Regions from separate parts of the Homo sapiens genome. Here region 2 is linked to region 1. A link is an interaction called in ENCODE POLR2A ChIA-PET data of the cell type or tissue named here. Cell type or tissue: K562. All regions are shown on one strand. Each heading gives the region's core, and the rest is flanking DNA. Links, peaks and the distances in the headings are about the cores only.

Region 1 (15,113 bases), core at 3,401-11,400:
CAAACTCCCAAGAAAGACATCTCAGGGCTCAGGACCATGGACCATGGGGCAATGGACGGACCTGTAGGAACATTGTGGCTGAGTGGGGAGGGCAGTGCCCAGAAGAACATGCTGGGGCCAGGCACGAGGAAAGCAATAGGTGGGCCCTGAGGTCAGACGGCCACAGCAGAAGCGCCTCCTCACGCTGGGACTCCCTCCTCCTCCTTCTCCTTCACCTCCTCCTCTCTCTCCATCTCTCTTTTTTTTTTTTTTTTTTTGAGACGGAGTCTCGCTCTGTCACCCAGGCTGGAGTGCAGTGGCGTGATCTCGGCTCACTGCAAGCTCTGCCTCCCAGGTTGACGCCATTCTCCTGCCTCAGCCCCCTGAGTAGCTGGGATTGCAGGCGCCCACCACCACGTCCGGCTAATTTTTTGTATTTTTAGTAGAGACGGGGTTTCACCGTGTTAGCCAGGATGGTCTCAATCTCCTGACCTCGTGATCCGCCCGCCTCTGCCTCCCAAAGTGCTGGGATTACAGGCGTGAGCCACCACGCCCGGCCTCTCTCCATCTCTCTCTCCATACCTCTCTCTCTCTTTCTCTGTCTCTATTTGTCCCTCTCTCTTCTCCCCCTCTCCCCTACCCCCCTAAGCCTACCGGGCGGGGGGCTCCCTGCTTCTTCCCATCCCACATCACCCCTCCTGGCTTTCTCAGCCCTCTTGTCCTGCAGATTTTGTGGCCTTCACACACTCGCCACATTCTTGTTCCACCGTGGCACTCAGGGTCTCCATGGCTACCTATGCCCAGAGCTAAACAAAGCGCTGGTGTAGCTGGGCTCCAGCCAGGGCCCAGGGTGGCAGGCCCAGGACCTCCAGGTGCGGGCACTGTTTCCGCTGAAGCGGCCGGGCCACCGCCAGCTCTCTTGGCAGCCTTGGCACTGCTGAGTCACACTGGGCTTTCTGTTTCCATAAAACATGTTTCAGAGATTTATGAGGTAATCATGTGCTCACTACAGAAAAATTCGAAAACACAAATATAAAGGATCTATTTCTCCTCGGTCTTTTACTTATGCAAATTTTAAAACAAACGTCGACTTAGTCTATATATAGCTTTTGCTTAACTTCTTATCAAGAGCATTTACCCTGCTCATAATGTGTGAATGATATTCGTTTATGGATTACAAATACAATAGCGGACAGTTATTACTCTGCTGAATACTTTTTGCTGGCTATTTTATTTAACAAACTACCACGTGGTTTCCCCAAGAACAGTTAGATTCCCCATTTCACAAATGTGGAAGCTGAGGTTTAGAGTGGTTGAATAAATTGTTCACAGTCACACAGCTAGTACATGGCAGGTCCCAACTTTGAGGCCAAATCACCTTGTTTCACAGCCAATGTCATTTCTCTCCATGACCCCTCCTGCCTGTGTACCACAGGTCACAGGTGTGCATGAGGTGTCTGTGTGTCACAGGAGGGCATCACCACTCTCCTCCACCTGGGCTGAGCTATGTCCCTCCAGGACAGTGGTGGAGGATGCTTCCCAGGAGGAGTGACATCCTGTTTGTAAGCCACCAGCTTGTAAGTCATGGAGTTGCCTGTGGTGGCATGGCGGAAGCCTGGCTGTGCTCTGTGGGCCAAGGGCATGAGGGACAGGCAGCCCTTCATGGCAAAGAGCCAAAGAGTAATTCAGAAAACTAGAATTTGAATAGAATCACCTCAACTTTTAAAGACGGCATACCAAAACCCCAAGCAAATATCACATCCAATGGAGAAACCTTAGAAACATCCCCATCTAGATTGGCAAGAAGATAAGGTGCCTGTTAGCATTGCTGCTATGTAACAAAGAGCCAGAGTCAGGGCCACTGTTATAAAACAAGAAAAGGAAATGGGAGGTGTAGAAGTCGGAAGGAGGAAAGAGATTAAAATGTTATTTGTGGACTATATGAAAATTTACATAGAAATTTCAACTAATTATTAAAACTAATAACAGGGTTGCTGGATGGATGTAAAGTCAACTTACAAAGACCAATAACACTTTGTCTATACCACATTAACCACCTATAATATATAGGAGAAAATAAGACATATATACATATAAGAAAATAGGATACCTTTCATAACAGCAACACAACCTATAAAATGCCTGAAAAAAAATATACTAGTCCTCTGTAAAGGAAATTTTTACCCTCTAATAAAGGAGATAAAAGTGGATCTAAATAAACAGAATAATCTGTGTTGTTGGATTGGACAACTTAATATTAAAGTATCAATTCTACCCAATTATTACCACAATTGTCGTCCTAATCAAACTCCAACTGTCCTTTTTTAGGAATGCAATACATTTATTCTAAAATTTATAAGGAAGAATAAAAGTTCCCAAATTACTACCATAATTTTTTTAAAGATGTTACAGGATCTCTGGGGTGTCGACTTTTCTGACTGGAAACCTCTGTGGCCACGGCGCCTTTGCCCGAGTTCTTGTCCTGTGTCCAGGAAGAATGAGGTACACAGACAAGTGATGGGTAAAGAAGAAGAGTTTTATTTAGTGTTAGAACAGCTCAGAGGAGTGGGTAGCTCCTTTCTATAGGCAGGTCCTCCGTTGAGTGTTCCTCTCTCAGCAGAGGAGGCCTGGAGAGGGTGGCTCCTGTCTGCAGGCAAGTCATTCGGAGGTCTCTGCAGGTCTCTGAAACTCTCAGCAGACAGGGTAGCTCCTCTCTGCACACTGGTCATCTCTGCAGCTCTCAGCAGAGAGGGTACTCCTCTCTGCAGCTCTCAGCGTAGAGGGTACTCCTCTCTGCAGCTGGTCGTCCTGTCCCATCATCTCTCTGCCCTCTTCATCTTCTGGCCATCCTCCATGCCTTAAGTCCGGCAGCCGCACTGTTCGCTTTTAACTGGCTGTCAGAGGCCCGGTATTTTTCTTTCATTTTGACTATTGTGGAGCTTAGGGACTCCGAAGAAAAGGACAGAAAGATTTGCTTTTACTCACCCTTCCACAGATCCCAGATGAGCCAAGAAGAATGTATCTCACCAGAAGGAAGATAACCCAAAAATCATAGTAATAAGAAGGTAAAGTGCTGGCATCATAAACCAAAATAGAGAACTTGGATATAGACCCACGTGTGTACAAGAACTTGGTTTATGGCAGAGAAGCCACCACAAGTCAGTGTAGAAAGAAGAACATGTGTAGCAAATGATTGCTGAGAAAACTAGCTCCTTAATAGGGGGTGGAGGGTGTTGGATTCCCACCACACCCATATGCAGAGGTGGGCTCCAGGTGAATTAAAGATCTCAATGTGAAAGATGTAACTATAAAGGCAATAGAAAAAATTACAATCATGTATTTGATACCTGGGGTTGGATTCAGGGAAGCTTTCATAAGAAAGACCTAAAAAGCACAAACTATAAGGCAAAACTTGATGTTTTCCCTATATAAAAATTAAGAATTTATATTCAAAACTGGATTTCCAAATGCAAAAGAATGAAACTGGACTCTTGTCTTACACCATACACAAAAATCAACTCAAAATGGATAAAAGATCTTAAAGGTAAGACCTGAAACCATAAAACTCCTAGAAGAAAACAAGCGGGAAAAAGTTTTCGACATTGGCCCTGGCAATGACTTTTTGGATACCACACCAAAACTCAGGCTACAAAAGCAAAAATAAATCAATGGGACCGCATCAAACTAAAAAGCTTCTGCACAGCAAAGCAAACAATCGACAACAAAAAAAAAGGCAACCAACAAATCAGAGAAAAATATTTGTAAACCATGTATCTAATAGGGAGTTAATATCGAAAATGCCTTTTAAAAACGCATACAACTCAACAGCAAAAACAACAAACAATCCACTTTAAAAATGGGCAAAGAACCTGAATAAACATTTCTCCAAAGAAGACATAGAAATGGCCAGCAGATATATGAAAGATGCCCGACATCACTAATGATCAGGTAAATGCAAATCAAAACCACTATGAGATACCACCTCACATCTGTCAAGGTGACCATTACCAAAAAGACTAGAGATTACAAGTGTTGGTGTTGGTGTGGAGAAAAGGGAACCTTCCTTGTACACTACTGGTGAGAATATAAGCTCGTTTAGCCATTATAGTAAACAATATAGAAGCTCCTCAAAAAAATTAAAAATAAAATTACCTTATAATCCAGCAATCCCATTACTGGCCATATACCCAAAGAAAATGAGATCACCACCTCATAAAGATATCTGCACTCCCAAGTTCATTGCAGCATTATTCACAATAGCCAAGATACAGAAACAGCCTAGATGTCTGTCAGTGGACAAATGGATAAAGAAACTATGGTATGTATACACAGTGGAATATTAATTAGGCTTTATAAAGGAGATCCTGCCATTTGACACAATGTAGACAGAGCTGGAGGACATTATGCTAACTGAAATAAGCCAGATACAGAAAGACAAATATAGTGGATCAAACTTATATGTGGAATCTTAAAAAAGAAAAAAAGAAAGAAAGGCAAATACACAGAGATAGAGAATAAAACAGTGGTTACCAGGAGTAAGGTGGGAGAAAGAAATGGGAAGATGTGAGTCAAAGTACACAGAATAGCAGATATGTAGGATGGACAAATCTAAAGATCCAGACATGAGGACTTTGGTTACTAATAGTGTATCACATTGGGAATTTTTGCTAAATGAGTATATTGTAACTACTCTTACCAAAAAAAAAGTGCTAATATAAGATGATGGATATGTTACTTTACTTCACTATAGTAATTATTTTACTATCTACATGGATCTCGTAACATCATGTTGTATGCCTTAAATATACACAATCAAATTTATTTTTTAAAAAATCTAATTGATACAACTCAGCACTCTGGAGGACCCACCATAGGTAAAAGTTAACTTATTATGACCATTCAGGGGCAAAAAGAATTTCTATTTAAGGGATACCGTAGACAAGGCCAGGTGCAGTTGTTCACACCTATAATCCCAGCACTTTGGGGGGCCAAGGTGGTTGGATTGCTTGAGCTCAGGAGTTTGAGACAACCTGGGCAACACTGCAAAACCCCGTCTCTACCAAAAATACAAAAATTAGCTGGGCATGGTGGCACATGCCTGTGGTCCCAACTACTGGAGAGTCTGGGAGGATCACTGGAGCCCAGGAAGTTGAAGTGTCAGTGAGCCATGTTTGTGCCACTGTGCTCCAGCCTGAGTGACATAGCAAGATCCTGTCTCAATCAATCAATCAATAAAGAATACCATAGACAAAACTAACATATGGAAGCCTGATTAGAAAAAGGCATTTGCAATGTCTAAAAGTGAGTAAGTATTAATGGCCGGCCACCATAGCTCATACCTGTTATCCTAGCACTTTGGGAGGCCAAAGCAAGAGAATCACTTGAGCTCAGGAGTTCAAGACCATCCTGGGCAACATAGTGAGACCTCGTTTCTATTTAAAAAAAAAAAAACTGACTAAGCATTAACAGAACATACAAGAAAGGAAAGCTAATAGAAAATTAAAATTACAGTGACAGAAACATTTAATCCCATCAGAATGGAAAACCTAGGAAAGTATATATAATTGGCATCTGTCATTCATGGCTCCCCAAAATCTTTTGTCTTTTTTTGTGACAGGGTCTCTCTCTGTCACTCAGGTTGGAATGCAATGGTGCAGTCACAGCTCACTGCAGTCTTGACTTCCTGGGCTCAAGCAATCCTCCCACCTCAGCCTCCCAAGTAGCTGGGAGTAGAGGGAGGTGCCACCACACCCAGCTAATTTATTTTTTGTAGACACAGGGTTTCACTATGTTTCCCAGGCTGGTCTTGAACTCCTGGGCTCAAGTGATCCTCTGGCATCAGCCTCCCAAGGTGGTAGGATTACAGGCATGAGCCACCATGCCTCCAGCCTTCCCAAAATCTTTTTTTTTTTTTTTTTTTGGAGACAGGGTCTCACTCTGTCACCCAGGCTGAAGTGTAGTGGCATGATCTTGGCTTACTACAACCTCTGCCTCCTGAGCTCAAGCAAGCCTCCCAGCTCAGCCTCCCGAGTAGCTGGGACTATGGGTGTGCACCACCATGCCCGGCTAATTTTTGTGTTTTCAGTAGAGATGGGGTTTCACCGTGTTGACCAGGCTGGTCTCAAACTCCTGGCCTCAAGTGATCCAGCTGCCTCAGCCTCCCAAAGTGCTGGGATTATAGGCGTGAACCATCACGCTCAGCCCCCCAAATCTTTTGAACACCTCTTCCCCAAGTGAACATTGCCTTCCTAACACTGGAGGGTGGGGAGGAGCCCACATTTTTGAGTCTCAGTTATTGTTAGGGAATGGACATGGGATTTAGGTTCCACTAACCACATATGGGCCCATGACACTTAGATTTAGACCTGAGTTATGTGGGGAAGAGGGAAAGTGCAGAGGTCCCATTGTGGTTGGTAGCAGAAGCCGTGCACTGTTGGAGCTGGCGGCTGATGGGGCTTCCTGCTCTAGAAACTCTTGACTGAGGCAGAGGCAAGGGGCTGGTCTGCGGTATCACACGGGAAGTCATTCTTGAAAGCTCATTCTTGAGTCTGTTTCTTCCAAGCTCCAAGATCCTATGATCTACTACAAACCCCGAATCAATCCTTTTCTTCTTAAACTGAGTAGAGGGGATTCTGCAGCTAATAACCTTATCAACAGATTTGCTCCTACCAGGTGTTAATGAGAATTCACTTATTCAACAAATATTTACTGTATGACTTCCAGGGAGACAAAATCTTTTTTCACTAGGAGCTTCTAAGTTTGTGGAGACAGACAATAAAGAAATAAACGTGTGGGGTGTGTGTGTGTGTGGTGTGTGTGTGGTGTGTGTGTGTGTGTGTGGTGTGTGTGTGGTGTGTGGTGTGTGTGTGGTGTGTGTGTGTGGTGTGTGTGTGTGTGTGGTGTGTGTGTGGTGTGTGTGGTGTGTGTGGTGTGTGTGGTGTGTGTGTGTGGTGTGTGTGTGGTGTGTGTGTGTGGTGTGTGTGGTGTGTGTGTGGTGTGTATGGTGTGTGTGTGGTGTGTGTGTGTGCGGTGTGTGTGTGCGGTGTGTGTGTGGTGTGTGTGGTGTGTGTGGTGTGTGTGTGTGGTGTGTGTGTGGTGTGTGGTGTGTGTGGTGTGTGTGTGGTGTGTGGTGTGTGTGTGGGTGTGTGTTGTGTGTGTGTGGTGTGTGGTGTGTGTGGTGTGTGTGTGGTGTGTGTGGTGTGTGTGTGGTGTGTGGTGTGTGTGTGTGGTGTGTGTGTGTGGTGTGTGTGTGGTGTGTGTGGGGTGTGTGTGGGGTGTGTGTGGGGTGTGTGTGGGGTGTGTGTGGTGTGTGTGTGCGGTGTGTGTGCGGTGTGTGTGGTGTGTGTGTGGTGTGTGTGTGGTGTGTGTGTGGTGTGTGTGTGTAGTGTGTGTGTGGTGTGTGGTGTGTGTGTGGTGTATGTGGTGTGTGTGTGTGGTGTGTGTGTGTGGTGTGTGGTGTGTGTGTGGTGTGTGTGGTGTGTTTGGTGTGTGTGTGGTGTGTGTGTGGTGTGTGTGTGGTGTGTGTGGTGTGTGTGTGGTGTGTGTGGTGTGTGTGTGGTGTGTGTGTATGGTGTGTGTGTGGTGTGTGTGGTGTATGTGTGGTGTGTGTGGTGTGTGTGTCGTGTGTGTGGTGTGTGTGGTGTGTGTGTGGTGTGTGTGTGGTGTGTGGTGTGTGTGGTGTGTGTGTGTGTGGTGTGTGTGTGTGGTGTGTGTGGTGTGTGTGTGTGGTGTGTGGTGTGTGTGTGTGTGTGTGTGTTTGAGAGATGTCAAGTGGTGGTACGGGCTATGGAGAAACATTTTAAAGCTCAGCAAATGAGGTCGCTATTTTATATGGATGGGTCAGGAAGTCTTTCACAAGGTGCCCTTGGAGCAGAAACCAGAAGGGATGAGGACAGCGTCATGGGGACACCTGGAGAGAGAGCATTTCTGCAGAAAAAAGGGCAGAGGTGAGAGAAGGCTCGCCTTGTTTTTGGACTGGCGAGGAGGCCAGTATAGTGGAATAGAGAGAGTGAAAGTTACATCGCTCCCACTCATCAGAAAATTCAACACACACACACACACACACATGCGCACACACACCTGCCATACATGCACACACACACCCTGCTATGTGCACACACATATGCACGTGCACACACACAGAGACATGTGCACACCCTGCCACACACACGTACGTGCACCCATGCACACACCCTGCCACACACAAGGGCCTGGGAGCTATCCTCCTACATATGTCTTAGGAAGTTGTGCACGTGCCTGAGCTCTTCAAACTAGATGTAGACAGGAACGAGCTCAAGGCGCAGAGGAAACCTTGGGGGCCATCAGCCCTTTACAGGAGGAGAAACAAGAAGCCAACAAAGGCGACCTGGAAGAATGGTCGGTGCAGAGAAGAGGAAGGGAATGGAAGTCAGCTTGCAAGTCAGGCGGCCACTGACTGCTCTCGTGAAGCTGGAGGAGGTGGCAGTGGAAGACGTCGAAGCCTGGAGAGAACACAGATTCCAGGTCCAGGGGGGCGGTCAGTGGTGTGTTTTCAAGACAGTGCAGGAGCTGAGCCAGGCTGTGCATGAAAGAGCGCACGTGTGAGAAGCGGAGAGGGTTGTGTGTCTGTCAGGAAATCTGGTGAGAACTGGGATGGAGCCCAGGGCAAGCTTCTCATGGTAAGGGGGGCACTCATGAAGGGAGCTTCTTCGTTACTCGAGAAGCTGAATAATTAACATATCTAAAGGGACAAAGCGCCATGAACCAGAGGATGTGGGAAGATTTGGAATCCAATCTCCCTTTCCTCTTATCCAGGAGGAAAGGAAGAAAGGGTTGACCTGCCAGGGACACTTGAGCCACCCTGCAGAAGTGGCAGGCTGGGGGATGGCCGCTGCCCATTTGCTAATTACAACACTTCCTCCACCTGTGAATGTGTGGACTTCGAAAACCATCACTAAATAGACCAGTACTCCAAGGCCTAGGAGAGCCTGATCCCACGAGATACTTAATGCATTTTGTTAATGTAACAAATGAATACAATGGGCACAGAATGTTCTTCAGCCTCATGTCTTACATTGTTTCATTAGAAAACGTTGAGTGCTGGCTACTGTACGGTATCTCTGTTACAAGACAGAGGGAGCCAGCTTGGCAATTCCCCTAATGAGGACAGGGACACTGAGATCCATTGTGATTGCTGTCAATCAACTTGGGCGAAAAGAAGGGGTGCAGCTCACCTTGGAGGAGAAAAGCGGGACTGGGTTACAGCCACAGAGTCCCTGTGGATGACCGACCCTCCCCCTAAGTTGGGGAGGAGGAGGACATGGAGAGCTGGGTACAAACAAGTTCACTGTACAGAGAGCACCCTGCAAAAGGGTGGCTGAACGCACTGGAGGCGATGTCTCGGCACCCACTCAGGGCCCTTTCTATTGGAAAATAAAAGGATTTTGTAAAGAAAATCCATTCTGACTAGTGCTTTTCTTGGAAAGCGAAACCTTTTGCAGAGTGCCTTATACACTGAGCTCAAATTTAGCCTAATTTGGATCTTCAAAGAAGGAAATCTCCCTGAGAGTGGTTCCAGAAAGGTAGGACTGGGGGCTTAAGAAGTGGGATAGGAATTAGAATAGCTGTCATGGGGCATGTGTCAGGGCAACGGCAGTGATTGAACTACTGATGAGCTGTCTCGGGTCGTTTTGAACCAGAGAGCACAGACATGTAGAAGAAGTCAGCAAAGCTGAGACCATCTCCAGAAACATCCCACAGTGCAGGAGCGGGGACCTCACAGCAGGAAGCAGCTCAGGCCAGGGAGTGAGAGACCCTCATGCTTGCATCCCTCTGAGCCAGCAAACCCACTCCCAGAGATGTTCCTCGGGAGGCGATCAGGAGGTTCTCAAAGACATTCTCCCAAGACCCTGCACGGCAGCTCTACACATAATACCAGAAATTCAATACCCACTGAGGATAGATCGGCTAAATTACAGTATAATAGATTAAATAATAGTATTTAAGTGTGAAAAGAGCTAACATTAATAATGGAGATATTTTTTCAATCAGACAACATTCAGAAGGGATTTTCTTAACAAAATCACTAGAAAGAGGTTCACAAAACACTGCTGAGTGAATAGCAAGTTTCAAAATGCAATCCTATATATGTTTTTAAAAATGCATTACCTATATCGACTAGACCCACAGATATCTCTGAGGATATTCACCACTGTGTAAACAGTGGTTATCTCTGGGTGGTAGGCTTAAGGAAGTTTTTTTCTTTATTCTTTAAAATTCACTGATTCATCTGAATTTTCACTAAGTATGTGAGTTATATTTATGACCAGAAAAACACTGAGAAGTATCCAAGGGGAAGACCACCAAGGACCTCGCAGACGCATCACCTTGTGCACTGACTACATTGTAGGGTCCTGTCTCAGCTCTGCTAGCCCAGAAACTCTGCTTAGCACCTGCATCAGTGAAGACCACCACCAACTCTGGCTTAAACAGACAGGAGCTTATTTTCTACAATGTCCAGAACAAGGCAAGTGGGGGCTGGGGCAGCTTCTCATGGATGTCACCAAGGAGCCACAGCCCCTCTCTCTCTCCTTCCTCTGATATCCTTGAGTGTAGCTTTTGTCTTCATTGTCACAAAATCGCCGCTGCACTTCCAAGCCTCACAATCATGTTCTAGGTAGAAAGAAATGGGAAGGGCAAAAAGGTTTTCTCCAGCAGGGCTTTACCTTTGTTATCGTGAAAAAGGATACACTCCCTATAAACTTCCGCCCACGTTGCATTGGCCAGAACTGTGGCACACAGCTCCCCTGAGCTTCAGGAGGGTCTGGAGGGTGAGTATTTTAGCTGGCATGTGGATTCTACTAACAGGGAAGAATGGAAAATAGATAACAGTGGCAACTGTCAGTGGTGCACAGCCTCCCTGGGGAATCGTTCTAGCAGAGAATGGTTCCTGCCCGCAATAGACTGATAGATGAACCAGGGTCCAGTGGATTCGTTCCCACTCCAACCACCAGAATGACCTTCCCACCAGAACACTGTCTTTCCCAGGATCAGAGAACTGGTACGTAAAATTGTTAAACTAAACATTGCCTGTGAACATGGAATTTGGTCCATGGCAGGTGCTAATATTGGAGGGCATCTCCCCAACGCTATGATATGGCCTGATGACTCTCCCTGCCCGAGACATCAGCGCTCCAGCATCCTGGATGCTCACAACACTCAAATTCCATGTCCCCCGGACAGTGCTGGGCAGACACCGTCAACATCCATCTCTCGGACTCCCCATTTTGTGGGTTGTCTATCCCCAAGTCGCCCTTCCTCTGCTCGCATTATTTATTTAGCTTTATTAAAGTCATGTCTGATTTACCTTTGGCCTAGAAGGCAACCTGTCTCCTGCCATTTGCATTGATTCTAGTAACCAAGCTCTCCTGGGGGCCTTTCTTTTGTCCCCACAGGGGCAGCCAAGTGTTAAGCTCTGCAGACTCATGAAGCCAGCGATGTTGGGCTAGTGAGGGCTCTCTCCCTGTGTCTTGCCAGCACCTCAAAATTCTATCCTCCCAGGAGTGGTTGCAGTGTTAAGGGCTGTTTTGCGCAGAGAAGAAAAGGTTGAGGGGACCCGAGCATTTGCCTAACATATCTGAGTCGTTGTCAGAGGCTGGGCTTATGGAGCAGCTGGAAGGAGAAGCAGGACCAACAGATGCAAGGCACTAGAAGACAGATTTCGCCTACAACAGGCACTGTCCAGCGAAGTCAAGCATGCTCTGTTCCTGGACAGGGGTCCATCCATCTGGGCTGTGGTGGAGGGGATTTTCATTTTGCATGGATTCAAAGGAACATTCCAGCAGTAAGGAAAGTACATTCACCACCACTCCAGGTTCAATCCCCCAGAGTTTTAAATTTCTCCCATCTTTTTCTGGTTTCCCTTCTCCTTCTGAGAAATTTAGACATCTTTTTTTAAAATGTCCTTACTGCCAGCCTCTCCATCACATTCCTGGTCCCAATCCAGACCTGAGTGTGGAAGTGTGAACCCCCTTTTCTAATAGGACATCTGAGGCCACCATGGGATTTGCTAAAGGAATTGTTATGGGGTTCTCATTCAAAGGAAAATGCAAAATGTTGTCATGTTTGTGGAGTAAAGAACTAAGATACGTGAGTCAGCCCGTCAGTCTCCCTCATGTTTCCTGGCCTCCCATGCATTTCAATGGGGCCATGAAACTGGCTCCAAGCAAAGCTCCAAGCTGGTGTGTCTCTTCGGTCACCACCTGGTAGCCACTCTCCACATGGCAGCCACTACAGAGGCCGCCTGCTGAGAGGGCAGAGTCACAGGATGTGAGCCCCTCGACCTCTGTCATGGCAGGGAGGAGCACTGCCTGGGACCTTGCCCTAATGAGAAATAAACCACGGTTGAGGTTTATTTCTTAACCATGGTTAAGGTTTTGGAGTTGGCTTACTACAGCAGTGAGCATGGCTTAACCTAACTAAACACTTGCCAAGCTTTTCACATATCCTTTAAATTGCATGACCACATATGGGGAGATCCTGTCACTAACCACTTTACAGGTACAATAAATGAGGTCCTTTAAGCAATGACTCTGAGGTCACACAGCCAGCACATGTTGGAGCTCATATTTGAACCCAAGTCAATCCAACTCCAAGGCAAATGTTTTCCCCACTCTATACTAACTCCCTTTCTTCAAAGAGGATAGTCCCAAATTAATTCTGTTGACTGGGGATTCTTTTTCCTCCCCTAAACCCCATCTAGAGAACTCAACCCAAAAGAACTTCTTTATATGCTCAAAGCTCTCCTCTATACCTCGCTCCTGTCCACTCTGCAAGCCCCTCAGCCAAGAGACAGCTGGAGGAGCATCCTCCAGCTAGAGAAAACATGACCACACACCCAGGCCTAGGCCACGCACGCCCGGGCCCCTTGCTTCACCACACAGAAAGCTGGAGGCTGTTTCCCACAAATACAAGTTGACCTAGAGGACATGTAAGTCCCATTTTAATGTCCAAGTGCTAGAATTTCATGAAGTAGCTGAAAAGTTATGAGGGCTCAAGTGTAGCAACAACAGTGGGATGAACTGGGTCAATCAGGGAGGGAAGGACACCTGGATCTGAGAACGCTGATCAGGGAGGTGAAGGACAGGCTGGAGATGCAGGCAGTGCTGACCAGTGGGGAAATGCCAAGTCTGGGATCTCAGAAGCCTGATGCAGCTAAGGCCAAGACAGGATGGAGTTCAGGTATGTCTACAGCGAGGTGGAGATGGAGGGAGCCTGCAAGTTATGCTCACCATAATGTGTGTGCCCCAGGAATGGAGTGACGAGAAGTCAGGATCATCCAGGAGAGGGGGTAAGGCCAGAGGGCACCAGCCACACAGATTGTTGGGACTGTGTGTTGCAAGGGATGGCGTGCCTTTGAAGTGGAGTGGCAGAGGGTGGGGTGCGGGAGCGAGCGCAGGTCACAGTGCCTCCTGTCCTCCTAGAGTGGAGAGAAGTTGATTCTCTAAGAAGGGGAGAGAGCAGTTTGGATCCTATGGTGTGAGATGGCTTTCCCCTTACCTTCTTGGAAATTGCCCTGGACCATCGAGCAGAAAGGAAAACCAAAACACAGTGGCCATACCTGATGAAGCTAGGAGACAGATAGGTCTCTGAACAATATCCTCTCCAAATGGAGTGAAGACTGCGCATGCAGGATGAGAGGAGAGAGTCCTTGGCAGTGGTGGCTCAGGAGGATGAGGGTGCAGCCCAGAGAGAAAACCTGGGACTCCTCACTTCCAACAGTGGAGGCAGACCCCAGGGGGCCTCCCAAGACCGAATCGGATCCCAAGAAGCAGAGGCGGGTGAAGGTGCAGTCACACTGATGAGCGCTTTTTGTAGGAAGCAGTCTGTCCAGAGGACCCATGGAGATGCGCCACCCAAACCCTGCTTTGAGGAAGGACCTGTCCCACCTTCTGCAAGTGCCATCAGGGGCGACCTCGAGCTGTCAGCCTCGCCAGGGCTTCTTCAGCTGAGGACCACTGCTCATCCAGGTCACATCAGCTTGTGTGCAACCCATATCCAAAGACTAATGGAAGCAGAAGTATCAAAGTTCACCACATCTGCCCAACCCCAGACAACTCTCTTGTTCCTTTCGGCCCCGGACCTCCTCATGGGTGAGCAGAGGCTGTCAGGCTGCATCCCAGCCCAACAACTGCCTCTGCCCATTCCTGCTTCCCCTCCTCCCTTCCTCAGGCATTGACCCAAGGGCACATATAATAAGCATCCTAATCCAGACTGTGACCCCTGAGGCAGCAGAAGAGTGCCCCCGCCAAGATGTCCTCATTATAATCTCCAAAACCTGTGAACACGCTACTTTACTTGCCAAAAGGGACTTCGCAGGTATGATTAAATGAAGGATCTTGAGATGCTGAGATTAGCCTGGATTTTCCAGGTGGGCCCAATGTAATCACAAGGGTTCTTATGAGAGGCAGGAATGTCCAAGAGAGAGATCTGGAGATGCTGTGTTTATGCATTTGAAGATGGAGGACCAGGCCATAAGCTAAGGGATGTCGTTGACCTCCAGGCACTGAAAAAGACAAGGAAGTGGATTCTCCCCTAGAACCACCAGAAGGAACATAGCCCTGCAAACATCTTGACACCACTTTATATCTTACAGTTCTGGAGATCCAAAAGGGGTCATAAATCATTTTGCCCACTATGACCCCTTTTGGATCTACAGAACTGTAAGATATAAAGTTGTGTTATTTTAAGCCAAATGTGCATTGTTCTAAGTTTGCAGTGTTTGTTACTACAAATATGAAAGTAATACACACCCTAACGCAACAGCAGAAGAAAGACTTTGCATTGCAGACAGCTCTACACCTTCCTATCCCTGCTGAGCGGAGAAAAGAAAAAGTTTAAACAAATTCTGTTTTTTAAAATATATGTATAATTCACAGGTTCATTTGTGTCAGCCTAGAATGGCCCCGGCCCCTACCTCTTACGAACCTCCTGCAAATATCTGGTCCAAGAAAAACTTGTCTGCATCAAAGAAGGATAATATTTAGATCTATACACAATCTATACAAAAATATTATAGACTAAAAATGAGAGAAAAATGGCAGATAAAAAACACTTGTCAAAAATGTGTTGCAATGAACAGATGAAAAGCATATCCA
Region 2 (15,113 bases), core at 2,145-10,144, 1.1 Mb before region 1:
ATCACCCCTTCCGCCTCCCCAGGCACTCCCATGTGGAGTTCTTGTGCTCTGGGCCCTTCTACAGGGCCCATACTGGCTCCCTGGCCCACTAGAGTGACCATGTCCTGTCTGCCTGCCTCCCGCTGTGCCGGGAGCCCTGTGTCCTCACCCTTCACCTCTGCCTCACACTCAGAGGCTCACAGTTGGTGTGTCTCTCCCAGGCAGTGCCTCTTCTCCAGCCCTCCTGCAGCCCCTGGCAGGGGCTGTGGGCCAGCTCTGGAGCCAGCACCAGCGTCCCTCGGCCACCTGTGCCTCCTGGTCGGGCTTCCACTACCGCACCTTTGATGGCCGCCACTATCACTTCCTGGGCCGCTGCACCTACCTGCTGGCGGGTGCTGCGGACTCCACCTGGGCTGTCCACCTAACACCCGGGGACCGCTGCCCCCAGCCTGGACACTGTCAGCGGGTGAGGGAGGGAGATGGGGCAGCCACAGGGAGGAGGCTGGACAGGGGAGGAAGAGAGCCCCAGCCCCCTTTTCCACTCTGCATCTCCTCAAGGTCCAGGTGACTATGGGACCCGAGGAGGTGCTGATCCAGGCTGGAAATGTGTCTGTGAAGGGGCAGCTGGTACCTGAAGGGCAGTCTTGGCTGCTCCACGGTGAGAGCACTGGGAGAGCAAGAGGCTGCCCAGGCCCCCACGTGCTCCTCTGACAGTCTCTCCACCCTCCAGGCAGGGTCAGAAAAGGAGCAGGGGGCTGTTTGGGAATGATCCCGCAGTGGGCCCCCAGTCATTGCTGTTGGGAGGCACTGAAGCGCAGATCCAGTGAGGGGCCGGGAGGAACCAGGCCTAGTCCCGACCCTCTGCAACTACCCCCACCAAACTCTCACAGCACCAGCTCAGACAAGTCCCTCTACCTAACTGCCCGAGCCTCAGTTTCCCCGCCAGCCTCAGAGGAGTGCTGTGAGGTAGCACTTTGGTGCTAAGCAATGGGAAGCTCTCCTAACAGAACCTTTGTCTTGGCTGGGCTGCAGGGTGAGGTGGGGGTGAGCTTCCTGCGTGTATGCCTGTGTGTGCATGGGTGCAGTGTGTGCATGTATGTGTGCATGCATGTGTGTGCACGTGCACGTGTGTTTCATAGTTCACTTGAAGTTTACTCTCTCCAGAGAGCGTCTGCAGCTTTCATGAGCTCCTCAAAGGGAGCTGTGATGGAAATCAATCACTCTGCTGTAAAGCATATACTTTTGGTATAAAGTGCAGAGCTCTCTAGAATGTGAGAATTGTGTGAGTTATTTCCCTTCTCCTTTCCATCCCTGGGTAGCTGAGCCCAGCTGTGGTAGTGGGAAGGGTGAGAATTGTGGCTGCAGGGGGCAAGTGACCTCTTTCTGTGCCCAGGGCTGAGCCTGCAATGGCTGGGGGACTGGCTGGTGCTGTCAGGAGGCCTGGGGGTCGTGGTGCGGCTGGACAGGACTGGCTCCATCTCCATCTCTGTGGACCACGAGCTCTGGGGACAGACACAAGGCCTCTGTGGGCTCTACAATGGCTGGCCAGAGGGTAAGTGGGGTGTGGTTTGTTGCTGGTGTAGCAGGGAAGGGAAGACCGGAGACCCTAGACCCAGCACCCCTGCCTCACCCCTTCTCAGATGACTTCATGGAGCCAGGCGGAGGGCTGGCCATGTTAGCAGCCACCTTTGGAAATTCCTGGAGGCTCCCTGGCTCGGAGGTGAGGCTGCCACTGGGGCCCCTCCCTCCCAGCTGCCTGCCCATTCCCAGCTTTTCAGGCTGGCTTCTGACTCCTGCACCTCCAAGCCCTTGTCCCAGTTTCATTGCTGGCCTGTTCCCTAGGACAGGGACTGGCCCTCTCCCAGATCCTCAGGGCAGAGGGCAGGCCTTGGGGTCCCACAGAAAGCCCGGCTGCCTGCTGTGAACTAGCCATCTGAGGCCAGCATTGGTGAACCAGTTAGTCATTTATCCCCACCACTGCAGCCCAGCGTGGGGCTGCCACCTCGCCTCTCTCCCCAGCCCCAGGATGTGGGCGGTGGGCCTGAAGGTGGGGCCCTGGTGCTGTGTGAGAGCAGGAGGCATTTTTCTGGGGTCCTGGTTAACGTCCCTCATCACTGCCACCTGACCTGATGGCCTTTGTCTGCAGTCTGGGTGTCTGGATGCAGTGGAGGTGGCCCAGGGCTGTGACAGCCCCCTGGGGCTCATAGACGCAGATGTAGAACCTGGCCACCTGCGGGCTGAAGCCCAGGACGTGTGCCATCAGCTGCTGGAAGGTCCATTCGGGCAGTGCCATGCCCAGGTATGGGTGGGGTAGGGGTGGTGTCTGGCACCCAAGGGAAGGTGATAGAGAAGTGTCAGCAAGCTGGTCTGGCCCTGCCTGTGGGTTACTTTGGGCCATCTGTCAAACCCCCACCTCTCCATCCTTGGCTTTATCTCTGGGAAATGGCCCGCTCATATATGTGATCTCTGAGGTTCCTTTTGGGGCTGATCCATTTGGTTATAAGTTATGGAGTGATGGAAGCAGGAGGTAGGGGGTGCTGGCTGTTTGCTGAGGGGCCGTCCTTTCCTGCAGGTTTCCCCTGCTGAGTACCACGAGGCCTGTCTCTTTGCCTACTGCGCAGGGGCCATGGCAGGCAGTGGGCAAGAGGGGCGGCAGCAGGCTGTTTGTGCCACCTTTGCCAGCTATGTCCAGGCCTGTGCCAGGCGGCACATCCACATTCGCTGGAGGAAGCCTGGCTTCTGCGGTACTGCTCGGGCCTCCCCCCGCTGCAGGATTGACTGAGGGGCTCCCCACCCTGTGGGATTGACTGGGGTCTGGCGGGGGACTACAGCTCACTCCTGTGCCCACAGAGCGCCTGTGCCCCGGGGGCCAGCTCTACTCCGACTGCGTCTCCCTCTGCCCACCCAGCTGCGAGGCGGTGGGTCAGGGAGAGGAGGAGTCCTGCAGGGAAGAGTGTGTGAGTGGCTGTGAGTGCCCGCGAGGCCTCTTCTGGAATGGCACCCTCTGTGTGCCTGCTGCCCACTGCCCCTGCTACTACTGCCGCCAGCGCTATGTACCCGGTGACACCGTGCGCCAGCTGTGTAACCCCTGGTGGGTCCTTGAGCCATGCTGGGGGTTGGTGGCCAGGTGGTGCCCTTGGATCCCTCCCTTCTCTTCAACCTGCTTCCCCTAAGCCTCCAGCCCATTCTGGGTCTTCCTCTCAGAGACTGGGACTGCTGCTGGCATGGCTGATGGCCTTGCTGGCTGACCTCTACCCCTTCAGCAGGAGGGGCTTCCACGGGAGGGGAGGAACAGGGGTTTTTGGGGGGTCACCTCCAGCTCAGGGGTCATCTCCACCCCCTCAGGGTGGAGCTGATGCCAGAGCTCACTGTCTCACCCATGTGCCCACAGCGTGTGCAGGGATGGCCGCTGGCACTGTGCCCAGGCACTGTGCCCCGCCGAGTGTGCAGTGGGTGGGGACGGGCACTACCTCACCTTCGATGGGCGGAGCTACTCCTTCTGGGGTGGTCAAGGTTGCCGCTACAGCCTGGTGCAGGTGGGCAGAGGACGGTCTGCTGGGGTGGCACTCTGCCACAGTAGGGGCCCTCCTAGAGGGCACAGTGGGGCTGACTGTAAGGAAACCCCTAAATAAATAAGCGAAACCCAGAGTCTTCCCAGGAAAGGCCAAGGGAGAACCAACACTGGGGGCATGGCTGTTACAGGCCTCGAGGCCTCCCGCTGGGTTCTCACCTCCTCCCCAGCTTCCCTGTGAAAGTCCCTCTGTCATCACCACTCAGCCCAGGGCCACTAACCAAAACCCATCTTCAGTCCTGTCTCTCACAGATGGGATGGGCTGAGTTTGTTATAGACTACTTCATGCAAAACAACCTCAGGGGAAATAAGAGGCCCTGCTCCCGCCCTAAACCTCCCCCAATGAAGTGAGCTCACTTCTCAAGTTCAGGTGCAGGCCACGATTTTCGCAATCATCTGGGGTCCCCTGAGTGATCTCTCCATTGAACTATTGGACCATTCCCACTCCTCTCATAAGTAGTGATGGGGTGAGGAGGTCCTGGGAGCACAGTCCTCACAGAGGCTGTGCCTGTCCATGGGGAGGGAAGAGGACAGCCATCTCCCCCAGCAAACACAGTCAAAGATGCATGTGTGTACACACACTCACACACACACAGGCTGCACACCAAAACACAGCAATCTGCATGTGAGCGCGCACATGTGCATGCAAACACACACACACACACACACACACACAGGCTACAAACCAACACAGAGATCTGCATGTGTACACACAGACACATACAGGCTATACACCAACACACAGAGACTTGTATGCATCCACACACATATACATGCACCCATGTACACACTTACAGACAGACACAGACATACACATGACACACACTCATGTATGTGCATGTAGATTTAGCATGTGTGTATACATGCACACAAACATGGGAGAACATACATATCCATAAGGAGGAAAGAGAGGAGTCATCTCACCCCAACATGCAGACACGCACTTACCTACACACACTCGTGAACATACAAACATGCACACACACCTCCACATGACACCTATGTGCACCTCCATGGCCCTGCACACACATACACACAGACATCCACGCATGCGGCCCATGGTGAGGACGAAGCCCCTTACCTGGCAGAGAGTCTGCCTGGCCGGAAGGTGGGCAGCTGCCTCCAGGTGCGTGCTGAAGGTGTTCTGTAGGGAAGGTCTCCAGAAGCCTCTCCGGAGAGGGTTGGCCCGCCGGGCCCCACTGAATTCCCCCTGCCCGCCCCAGGACTATGTGAAGGGACAGCTACTGATCCTACTGGAGCATGGGGCCTGCGACGCTGGGAGCTGCCTGCACGCCATCTCCGTCTCCCTGGAGGACACCCACATCCAGCTCAGGGACTCAGGTAGCCTCTGCTCTGCACTCTTGAGGCAGTCTCAGGCCTCCTGTCACTGCTCCTCCTCCACACTACCCTATGGCTTTGGAGTCCAAACACTCTTCCCCAGCCTCCTACACCTAAGCACACTGCCTCAACTTCCCCGGCCCTCTCATCTCTGAAGCAGACATACAGAGTCCTGAGGAGATGTTCCGAGGCATCTTCTGCCCCGTCCTGGGGTCAGATACAAGTCATGCAGCTATGAGAGCTTGAAAGGCCTTAAGGCATGACCAGACCGGGCAGGCCACTCAGCAGGGTCCCTCCAACCCTCCCCAACCAGCTCCTGGCTTGCCATCTAGCTCCTCCCACACACTGATCATGAGGGTGAGGGACTGGAAAATCTGTGTGCCAAGGGTAGTCCTTGGGCCGCAGGGGTAGGGAGCTCAGGTGGACACTCTAGTTGTCCCCAGCAGCCCATCCTGACATGGGACTTTCTACTTCCCATCCAAGCTCCTTCCCTTATCGCAGCCCTATCCTTCCACGTGCCCCACCCCCACCATCAGACCCCCTGTTCCAGGAGCTGTGCTGGTCAATGGGCAGGATGTGGGCTTGCCCTGGATTGGCGCTGAGGGCCTCAGTGTGCGCCGAGCTTCCTCTGCCTTTCTGCTGCTGCGCTGGCCTGGGGCCCAGGTGCTCTGGGGACTGTCTGACCCTGTAGCCTACATCACCCTGGACCCCCGCCATGCCCACCAGGTGTGCCAGTGAGGCGGCTGTGTGGGGGAGCAAGGGTGCGGTGGGACTGCATTCAGCTGTCTTACATGCGTGCTTGTGGCCCAGGTGCAGGGTCTGTGTGGCACCTTCACCCAGAACCAGCAGGACGACTTCCTGACACCAGCCGGAGATGTGGAAACTAGCATTGCTGCCTTTGCTAGCAAGTTCCAGGTGGCCGGCAAGGGAAGATGCCCCTCTGAGGACAGTGCCCTGCTGTCTCCCTGCACCACCCACTCCCAGCGCCACGCCTTCGCAGAGGCGGCCTGTGCCATCCTGCACAGCTCTGTCTTCCAGGTAGCTGGGTTGGGCTCCTCCCACATCTGTAAGATGGGCCGACACCTGCCCTGCCCTCCACCTGGGCTCTTGGGAGGATCAAGGGAGACCAGACAAGCCCAGAGGTGGTATTGGGGACCAAGGGGACGTAGACTCCGTGGAGGAGAAGTTGACCCATTTCCCCATCTCCTCCCAAGGAATGCCACAGGCTGGTGGACAAAGAGCCATTCTATCTGCGCTGCCTGGCAGCCGTGTGTGGCTGTGATCCCGGCAGTGACTGCCTGTGCCCGGTGCTGTCTGCCTATGCGCGTCGCTGTGCCCAGGAAGGTGCCTCACCTCCCTGGAGGAACCAGACCCTCTGCCGTAAGTTTGCTCAGCCCAGCCAACCCCACCCAGGCTCCTCCCCTCCTCCCTAGCCCATCCCCCTTCCAGGAATGGCTAGGGGCCCAGGGTGCATCTCTACCCTTGGCAGACTGCCGGGCTTTTCTTCCTGCAAAGGCACAGGGGGTGTGGGCTGTGGGGTTCCGAGGGGGTGGAGAGAGCCAGTGGTGGCTATGCCCCTGACCTGTGTGTGTCCCTGTGCCCAGCTGTTATGTGTCCTGGTGGCCAGGAGTACCGAGAGTGTGCCCCAGCATGCGGTCAACACTGCGGGAAACCAGAGGACTGTGGAGAGCTGGGCAGCTGTGTGGCTGGTTGTAACTGTCCTCTGGGGCTGCTGTGGGACCCTGAGGGCCAGTGTGTGCCCCCCAGCTTGTGCCCCTGCCAGCTCGGAGCCCGTCGCTATGCCCCTGGCAGTGCCACCATGAAGGAGTGCAACCGCTGGTGAGGGCAGCGACCTTTGGGGCAAGAGGAAGAATGTGGGGGTGAAGAGGTAGCTTGGGAGATAACGGGTGGGGTGCAGCCTTGTTGGTTGCAGCGTGCATGCTGGGGGTGACAGAGTGCTGATCACTTCCCCTCGGTCGTGGGGCACTTTAGGGTCCATAAAGCACTTTCGTGTGCATCATTTTATCTAGTTTTACTTTCCTATCATAACCTCATAAAGTAAGAAGTGGAAAAATTGTTCCCATTTTGCAGATGAGGAAACTGAGGCTCAGATAGGCTAAACAGCTTGCAGGGTCACACAGCTTGTTCACGAGAAGTGAAGTGAAGGCAGATTATGGATCTGCAGGCTTCAATGCAATCCCTCTCCTACCTGGGCTGGGAGTAGGGTGGTTCAATATCTCTGTCCTGCTCCAGAGCCTGGAGGATGGACCTATTGGAGCCGGGACAGAAAGGGTGACAATGTCTATCCCAGGCATGTCAGGGTGCTGGAAACAGCCCAACTCCCTGTGCTGATGACTGAGTGTTGGGAGCTGAGATGCTCAGGTCTCCAGCATCAGGGCTGGGTTTTCACTCAACGTGATGGGATCTGGACACCTGGGTACCCAGTGTCTGGGTTCCTGAGATTCTCACCAGGTCAGACCAGGTTCCTGGAAGCTCGGACTTGCCTCTTACTCCTTCTCAACCTCCTGCAGCATCTGCCAGGAAAGGGGCCTCTGGAATTGCACGGCTCGCCACTGCCCTTCACAGGGGCATTCTGCCCCAGGGAGCTTGTCTATGCCCCTGGTGCCTGTCTCCTCACCTGTGACAGCCCCAGCGCCAATCACTCCTGCCCTGCAGGCAGTACTGATGGCTGTGTCTGTCCACCAGGCACGGTGCTGCTGGTGAGTCCAAGAAGGAGCTGCGTGGGGGAACAGGATGGCCTTCCTTAAGCCAGGGCACTGCCCTGCTCCCCTCGCACCCCTACATGGTGCCCTTTGTCCCTGCCCTCTGCCCAGGACGAGCGCTGTGTGCCTCCTGACCTCTGTCCCTGCCGTCACAGTGGGCAGTGGTACCTGCCCAACGCCACCATCCAGGAAGACTGCAACGTTTGGTATGCCCAGCTGCCGTGACCTCTAACCCTTTGACCTTGTGGCCCATGGCTCCCCACACATCATCCTTCCCTCCACCAGAAGGGGTCGGGGTGGTGGGGGCTGGGGTATCCAGACTGGCCTGGGCCAAGGGAACCCTGCAGGACCCCACCACGCTGAGGGCTGCTGAGATTGCCTGGAACCTGGACCAGCTGCCTTCCCTGGATCCAGCCCCCAGGGCCCTATCCTCGGTGACTCTGTTTCCCCCACCTTGCCCATAGCGTGTGCCGGGGCCGGCAGTGGCACTGCACAGGCCAGCGGCGCAGTGGGCGGTGCCAGGCATCAGGCGCCCCCCACTATGTGACATTTGACGGACTGGCCTTCACCTATCCTGGGGCCTGCGAGTATCTGCTGGTGCGAGAGGCCAGTGGCCTATTCACAGTCTCTGCCCAGAACCTGCCCTGTGGGGCCAGCGGTCTCACCTGCACCAAAGCGCTGGCCGTGCGTCTGGAGGGCACTGTTGTGCACATGCTCAGAGGTGGCTGCAACATTGAAGGGTGACATTGCCAGGGAGGGGCACACCTGTATGGCTTCCCAGCTGTGCAAGGTGGGAGGGGGCGGGGTTCCCTGTGTCTGCTCACTGCTGGCCAGCTCCTTACTGGGCTTGGCTGCCCTCCATGCCATGGGGTTGGTGCCTCTCCTCTTGGTTGGGACTCAATACCAGAAGCCTCCCAGAAATTAAGTCCCAGAGAAGTCTAATGATGTGCCCAAGGTCACACAGGTAGAGAAGCAAAAGAAGGGCTGGACAGGGGAGCTAGAGAGCCTCATGAGGATCTGGAGGACCCTTTCCTCCAGGCTGGGCCTGAATGCCTTTCTTCCTCTACAGGCCGGGCAGTGACGGTGAATGGGGTGAGCGTGACGCCCCCCAAGGTCTACACAGGCCCTGGGCTGAGCCTGCGTCGTGCTGGCCTCTTCCTGCTGCTCTCGACCCACCTGGGCCTCACCCTGCTCTGGGATGGAGATCAGGCCCCTGCCCTCCCTCAACCATTGGACCTGTGCCCCGCCTTAGCACCATAGGGTTGAACTCACCCCAACTTCTTTCTCCCAACGCCTGACCCTCCCTCCTCCTGGTCTCCCTCCACTGAGCCCCTGACACCTCCACAGGGCAGATTTCCAGGCTGAGAGCTAAGCTGACAGCCAGGCTAGGACCCTGAGCTCTCACCTTACTTCCCTGCCTGGCTGGCACTTGCCCTGCCCCATGCCCAACCCAGTGCCACCCCTACCTCCCAGTCCATGCAAGAGGTCCGAGTTTCCAAATTAGGTTTTTGGCCAGGTGCAGTGGCTCACAACTGTAATCCCAGCACTTTGGGAGGCTGAGGCGAGCAGATCCCTTGAGCCCAGGGCTTTGAGACTAGCCTGGGTTGAACATGGCAAGACTCCCTGTCTACAAAAAATACAAAAATTAGCTGGGCACGGTGGTGCGCATCTGAAATCTCAGCTACCTGGGAGCTAAGATGGGAAGATTGCTTGAGCCTGGGACGTCAAGGCTGCAGTGAGCTGTGATCACCCCACTGCACTCTGCCTGGGCAATAGAGCGAGAAAAAAATTTTTTTTAAATTAGGTTTTCATAATTATCTTTTTCATCATTATGAAAGCAATCCTTCCACACCAAGGGAAACATTGAGAAAATACCAAGTTTTAGAAAGGCGAAATGAAAATAAATCTCCTAACTTCCCATCACCCATATAAGCAGTTGGCTTATATGTTATATCTAACTGCTTCTGTGGAACTGAGGGAAACCCAGATAACCCCCATATGGACTTGGCTCTGAGCCGCTGGGCCACCCTCCCAGCCTGCCGCCACCGAGGCTGGTGCTGCTGGGCCTCACAGTCCATCCTGGAGTCTGGTTTCCCAGAATCTGACCTGATGGAGAATTTCTCTCCCCCTCAGCCCTTGGCTTGGTGTTAGTTAGGAAAATAGGCTCCTAATTCCTACCTTGAGCCCCCTAAATATAGGTCTCTTCATTTATCATCACCAATCATCCCCCCACAAAAGAGGTAACCATACCCCCTGGTGGGGGTGGCACCTGGTGGTGGTAAAACAGACCCTGGGTCTTCTGGCCCAGATAAGGGCTGGTGAGGTCACTTTTAACCATGCTGCCACCAGGGACTCGGGTCCTGGTGCAACTGTCCCCTCAGTTCCGTGGTCGCGTGGCTGGGCTGTGTGGTGACTTTGATGGAGATGCCAGTAATGATCTGCGGAGCCGCCAGGGCGTCCTGGAGCCCACAGCTGAACTGGCTGCCCACTCCTGGCGCCTCAGCCCCCTCTGCCCTGAGCCAGGAGACCTGCCACACCCCTGCACGGTGAGTGCAGGCGGGAAAGCAGGAAGGGAGGTTCCCAGAGGCAGGGCTGGGGAGGGTGTCCGCTGGTCCACTGTGCTGGAGACGCCACCCTGTGCCTGCAGATGAACACACACCGGGCTGGTTGGGCTCGGGCCCGCTGTGGGGCGCTGCTGCAGCCGCTCTTCACATTATGCCACGCGGAGGTCCCCCCGCAGCAGCACTATGAGTGGTGCCTGTATGACGCCTGCGGGTAAGGAGAGGCCAACCTGGAGTGGGGTAGAGGTGGGGGTGCCGGGACTGAATGCTTCCTCCCACAGCTGCGACTCGGGGGGTGACTGTGAGTGCCTCTGCTCGGCCATTGCCACCTATGCAGATGAGTGTGCCCGGCATGGGCACCACGTGCGCTGGCGTAGCCAGGAGCTCTGCTGTGAGTGTGCCCCGCCCTCAGTCCCCAATGCTAAATCCTGCCACTGCCACAGGCTCAGCTTCTTGAAAGAGCTTCTCCTGTCCCACAAGACGGCCGTTCATTCATTCAAGGGCAAGCTGTGCATCGAGTGCTTACTCTGTGCCAGACACTTTTCTAGATAAGCCATATATGCAAGAACGGCTGCCGAGTAGAGCTGACATGGTACACGTCGGCCCGGGGGGTCTTGCCCAAGGTCTACACCAGACACCCTGTGCCCTCCATGGTGGTCACCTTGGCCAGCCAGCCTGGTGTGGTTGCATCCTTTTGCCCTTGTGCCTCAGTGATCCAAGGCTCTCTCCTCTCCACCCAGCCCTGCAGTGTGAAGGGGGACAGGTATATGAGGCCTGTGGCCCCACGTGTCCCCCCACCTGCCATGAGCAGCATCCTGAGCCCGGGTGGCACTGCCAGGTGGTGGCCTGTGTGGAGGGCTGCTTCTGCCCCGAGGGGACTCTGCTGCACGGTGTGTAGAGTGACAAAGGGCAGAGGGGAGGGGCACTGAGACTGGGAAGGGGCCACTGTGCCCTTTTGCTCTGAGCCCTGCACTCTGTGACCTCAGGAGGAGCCTGCTTGGAGCCAGCTTCCTGCCCCTGTGAGTGGGGCCGCAACTCCTTCCCGCCGGGGTCTGTGCTGCAAAAGGACTGCGGGAACTGGTGAGTGGGGAGGTCATCTTGGGGGGGACCTATTGAAGGAGCACTGGGCCAAGCCCAGCCTGTGGCTGATCCCAGGACGCTGTGTGCTCAGCACGTGCCAGGAAGGTCAATGGCATTGTGGGGGTGACGGTGGCCACTGTGAGGAGCTTGTGCCTGCCTGTGCAGAGGGAGAGGCCCTGTGCCAAGAGAATGGGCACTGTGTGCCCCATGGGTGGCTTTGTGACAACCAGGACGACTGTGGCGATGGCTCTGATGAGGAGGGTGAGTGTCTTTGCCCATGCGTGGAAGCGACAGGGTTGGTCAGTCCTTGCACATGTAACTGAATTTCCTGGGGCCAAGGCAGCTGTCCTGGAGTGGCTTCTTTAGCTGCTGCTCCCATTGCCAGGGGCTGCCTGTGGCCTGGAGGGATGAGGGGAAGGGAGGGTGTTCTGGTCCCTCTGGGGTTCAGGGCTTCTCTGGGCCCCTACAGCAGCGTCCTGAGCCTGCCTGTTTGCCCCATGCTAGGTTGTGCCGCCCCAGGCTGTGGGGAGGGGCAGATGACTTGCAGCTCCGGCCACTGCCTGCCCCTGGCCCTGCTCTGTGACCGCCAGGATGACTGTGGAGATGGCACGGATGAGCCGAGCTATCCGTGCCCCCAGGGCTTGCTGGCCTGTGCCGATGGACGCTGCCTGCCGCCGGCCCTGCTCTGCGATGGGCATCCTGACTGTCTGGATGCCGCCGACGAGGAGTCCTGTCTGGGTGAGTTGTCCCTGCCCTGGACGCCAGCCCACCCAGCACTCCCTCCCGCAAGGCCCATCTCCTCAAGAGCCCCGACTTCACCTCCCCGCTCCTTTGCCAGGTTCCTGCTATGAAGTTGGTCCTGAGGGTGTGGGAGTTGGGGCACCCCAAACAGTAAGAGTACAGGGCAGTGCCCCAGAGCCAGTTCTTCTTTTCTGTGCAGGGCAGGTGACCTGCGTCCCCGGGGAGGTGTCCTGTGTTGATGGCACCTGCCTGGGGGCCATCCAGCTGTGTGACGGAGTCTGGGACTGCCCAGATGGAGCCGATGAGGGGCCGGGACACTGCCCCCTACCTTCTCTGCCCACACCTCCTGCCAGCACCTTGCCTGGCCCCTCCCCAGGCTCCCTGGACACTGCGTCAAGTCCCCTGGCCAGCGCCAGCCCTGGTGAGTCTCCTGGAGGGAAGAGGTGGGAAAGCTGGTGGCCAGAAGCCTGGGGGAGAGGGGCATGGAAGCCTCAGAGAGAGGCATTTGTGGCGCTGCTCTGGGATGGGAAGGAGCAGGGCGCAGTGGGAGACACCCGAAGACGCTGGAATGAATGAAGTGGAGGGCGTTTGAAAGAGTCTACACTCTTTCCTGGCGTTCAAGGCCTCCCTCCCAGCTGCAGGGAGTCTCATGGAAATTCTTGGCCCAGGGGAGAGCTTTGGGAAAACCAACCGGGCAGCAAAATGCAGAGGGATTGTTCTCGGGAAGGGGCTGCAGGTGGGTTAGGGCCAGGCCCAGGAAATGGCCAAGGGACTTGGACCAGGGAGGGGAGCAGCGGCGGAGGTGGAAGGACTGACCCGGGCGCGGTTGCGGGTGGGAGGGCGCTCGCCGGCAGAGGATCCAGCGCGGACGCTCCCTGCAGCGCCACCCTGCGGCCCCTTCGAGTTTCGGTGCGGCAGCGGCGAGTGCACCCCGCGGGGCTGGCGCTGCGACCAGGAGGAAGACTGCGCCGACGGCAGCGACGAGCGCGGCTGCGGAGGGCCCTGCGCGCCGCACCACGCGCCCTGCGCCCGCGGCCCTCACTGCGTGTCCCCCGAGCAGCTGTGCGACGGCGTGCGGCAGTGTCCCGACGGCTCGGACGAGGGCCCCGACGCCTGCGTTGAGGCTCCCGCGCCCCCGGCCATGCGCGGCCCCCCTGGCCAAGCCGGCGGGCCCACCTCTTCCCGAGCGCCATCCCCACCTTCGCCTCCTGAGGCACAGGTGGGCGCGGCAGCTAGAGTGATTTAGGTTTGGGGGCATCCGAGGCTGGGCCACGTTTGCGTTCCTTTGATCTTTTTCGTGAAACTTTATTTGAAAAGTTTTTACCCTCCCACCTAGGCCCAGGAGAGCGAAGAAAGGGGCTTTGTCTTTCCCCACACTTGGCCAAGAAGGGATAAGAGGGTGGGCAGAGGCTCTGCGGGGATGAGGAGTGTGTCTGTTTGGAGGGATCCCGCCCTCAGCATTTCCCCACCAGACCTGAGCAGACCCTCTGTGTCACTGCAAGCCAGCCCTTCAGGTCCTGTCTACCTCCCCCTATAGCGAGCTGTCCACAGGCCCCCCAGCTCCTCCCAGGCTGGCCTGTCTGGCCGCCTCCCACCCGCCTTTCTGCCCCTCTGCAGGGAGAGGGCAGGAAGGGACAGGAGCGGAGCAGGACACATCTCACAGTGCCCGCAGGCTCCACCCAGCTGCCTCTGTGCCCTGGCCTCTTTCCCTGTGGTGTGGCTCCGGGGCTGTGCCTGACCCCTGAGCAGCTCTGTGATGGGATCCCAGACTGTCCCCAGGGCGAGGACGAGCTGGACTGCGGTGAGGATGCTTTGTTCCCTGAGGGAGGCCCCGCTGGCTGGGCCCGGGACACAGCTCACACCCCCCGCTCACTGTGTTTTTTCTCCTCTTCTTTCCCAGGGGGGCTGCCAGCCCTGGGAGGCCCCAACAGGACAGGGCTTCCCTGCCCAGAATACACCTGCCCCAATGGCACCTGCATAGGCTTCCAGCTGGTGAGGGTGGGAGTGGGTGGAGGAGGCGGCAGTGCCATGTTGCCTCCCAGCACAAGAGCCCTGACCCCACTCCCTCCCCAGGTGTGTGATGGGCAGCCTGACTGTGGAAGGCCAGGGCAGGTGGGCCCCTCCCCAGAAGAGCAGGGTTGTGGGGCCTGGGGCCCCTGGAGCCCATGGGGGCCCTGCAGCCGGACGTGTGGGCCCTGGGGCCAGGGCCGGAGCCGCCGCTGCTCCCCACTCGGCCTCCTGGTGCTACAGAACTGCCCAGGGCCTGAGCACCAGTCTCAGGCCTGCTTCACGGCAGCCTGCCCAGGTGAGGGGCTGGGGTGGTGGGGCCTGGATAGAGGAAGGGAGAAGAAGGCCACTAGGCCTTCAGCCCTCCCCCATGGTCCTCACTGCCTGCCCTGTCCCCCTGCCTCACAGTGGACGGTGAATGGAGCACCTGGTCCCCCTGGTCTGTGTGCTCTGAGCCGTGCAGGGGCACCATGACGCGGCAACGGCAGTGCCACTCACCCCAGAATGGGGGCCGCACCTGTGCTGCACTGCCCGGAGGCCTGCACAGCACCCGCCAGACCAGTGAGTTGAAGAGAGGATGGTGCTGCTGGTGGGAGGCCATCCTCTCTGCAGAGCTCCCTTCCCTGACCTCTGACCTCTGCTTCCGGCTTCTCTCAGAGCCTTGCCCTCAGGACGGCTGCCCCAATGCCACTTGCTCTGGGGAGCTGATGTTCCAGCCCTGTGCCCCCTGCCCACTGACCTGTGATGACATCTCTGGCCAGGTCACGTGCCCACCTGATTGGCCCTGCGGCAGCCCGGGTAAGGGGGCTCTGGGCCCAGGTGCTGGCTCCAGGGTGTGGGTCTGTGGCAACAGCCCTCTGCATGGAAGCCTCACCCTGGGCCCCCTCTAGGCTGCTGGTGCCCAGAAGGGCAGGTGCTGGGCAGCGAGGGGTGGTGTGTGTGGCCCCGGCAGTGCCCCTGCCTGGTGGACGGTGCCCGCTACTGGCCTGGGCAACGCATCAAGGCCGACTGCCAGCTCTGCATCTGCCAAGACGGACGGCCCCGACGCTGCCGACTCAACCCGGACTGCGCTGGTGAGGCCCTTCCCTCGGGGTCCCTAGTCCTCTCCCTGGA

The links. Peaks named below come from ENCODE experiments on the same cell type or tissue, not always from the same donor. Only the 100,000 strongest peaks of a DNase experiment are listed, where the experiment ranks them.
Region 2: POLR2A ChIA-PET joins it to region 1 with 5 read pairs; 1 of 35 experiments calls an interaction of 5 or more read pairs at or near these places.

The regions. Positions count from the first base shown.
Region 1 is chr7:150,902,935-150,918,047 of GRCh38, forward strand. No RefSeq gene overlaps it. Among named protein-coding and RNA genes, the nearest start is that of AOC1, 58 kb to the left of the region's middle. RefSeq lists an enhancer at 7,040-7,540. In K562, for the core only: no CTCF peak of the experiment used is centred there; DNase peaks (open chromatin) are centred at 7,847 and 8,427; H3K27me3 peaks cover 2,738 bases.
Region 2 is chr7:149,777,409-149,792,521 of GRCh38, forward strand. It overlaps the pseudogene SSPOP. Among named protein-coding and RNA genes, the nearest start is that of ZNF467, 11 kb to the left of the region's middle. RefSeq lists enhancers at 4,632-5,208, 5,786-6,362, 6,363-6,938, 8,125-8,624, 10,361-10,950 and 1 more and a silencer at 10,093-10,387. In K562, for the core only: CTCF peaks have their summits at 8,300 and 9,571; a DNase peak (open chromatin) is centred at 6,329.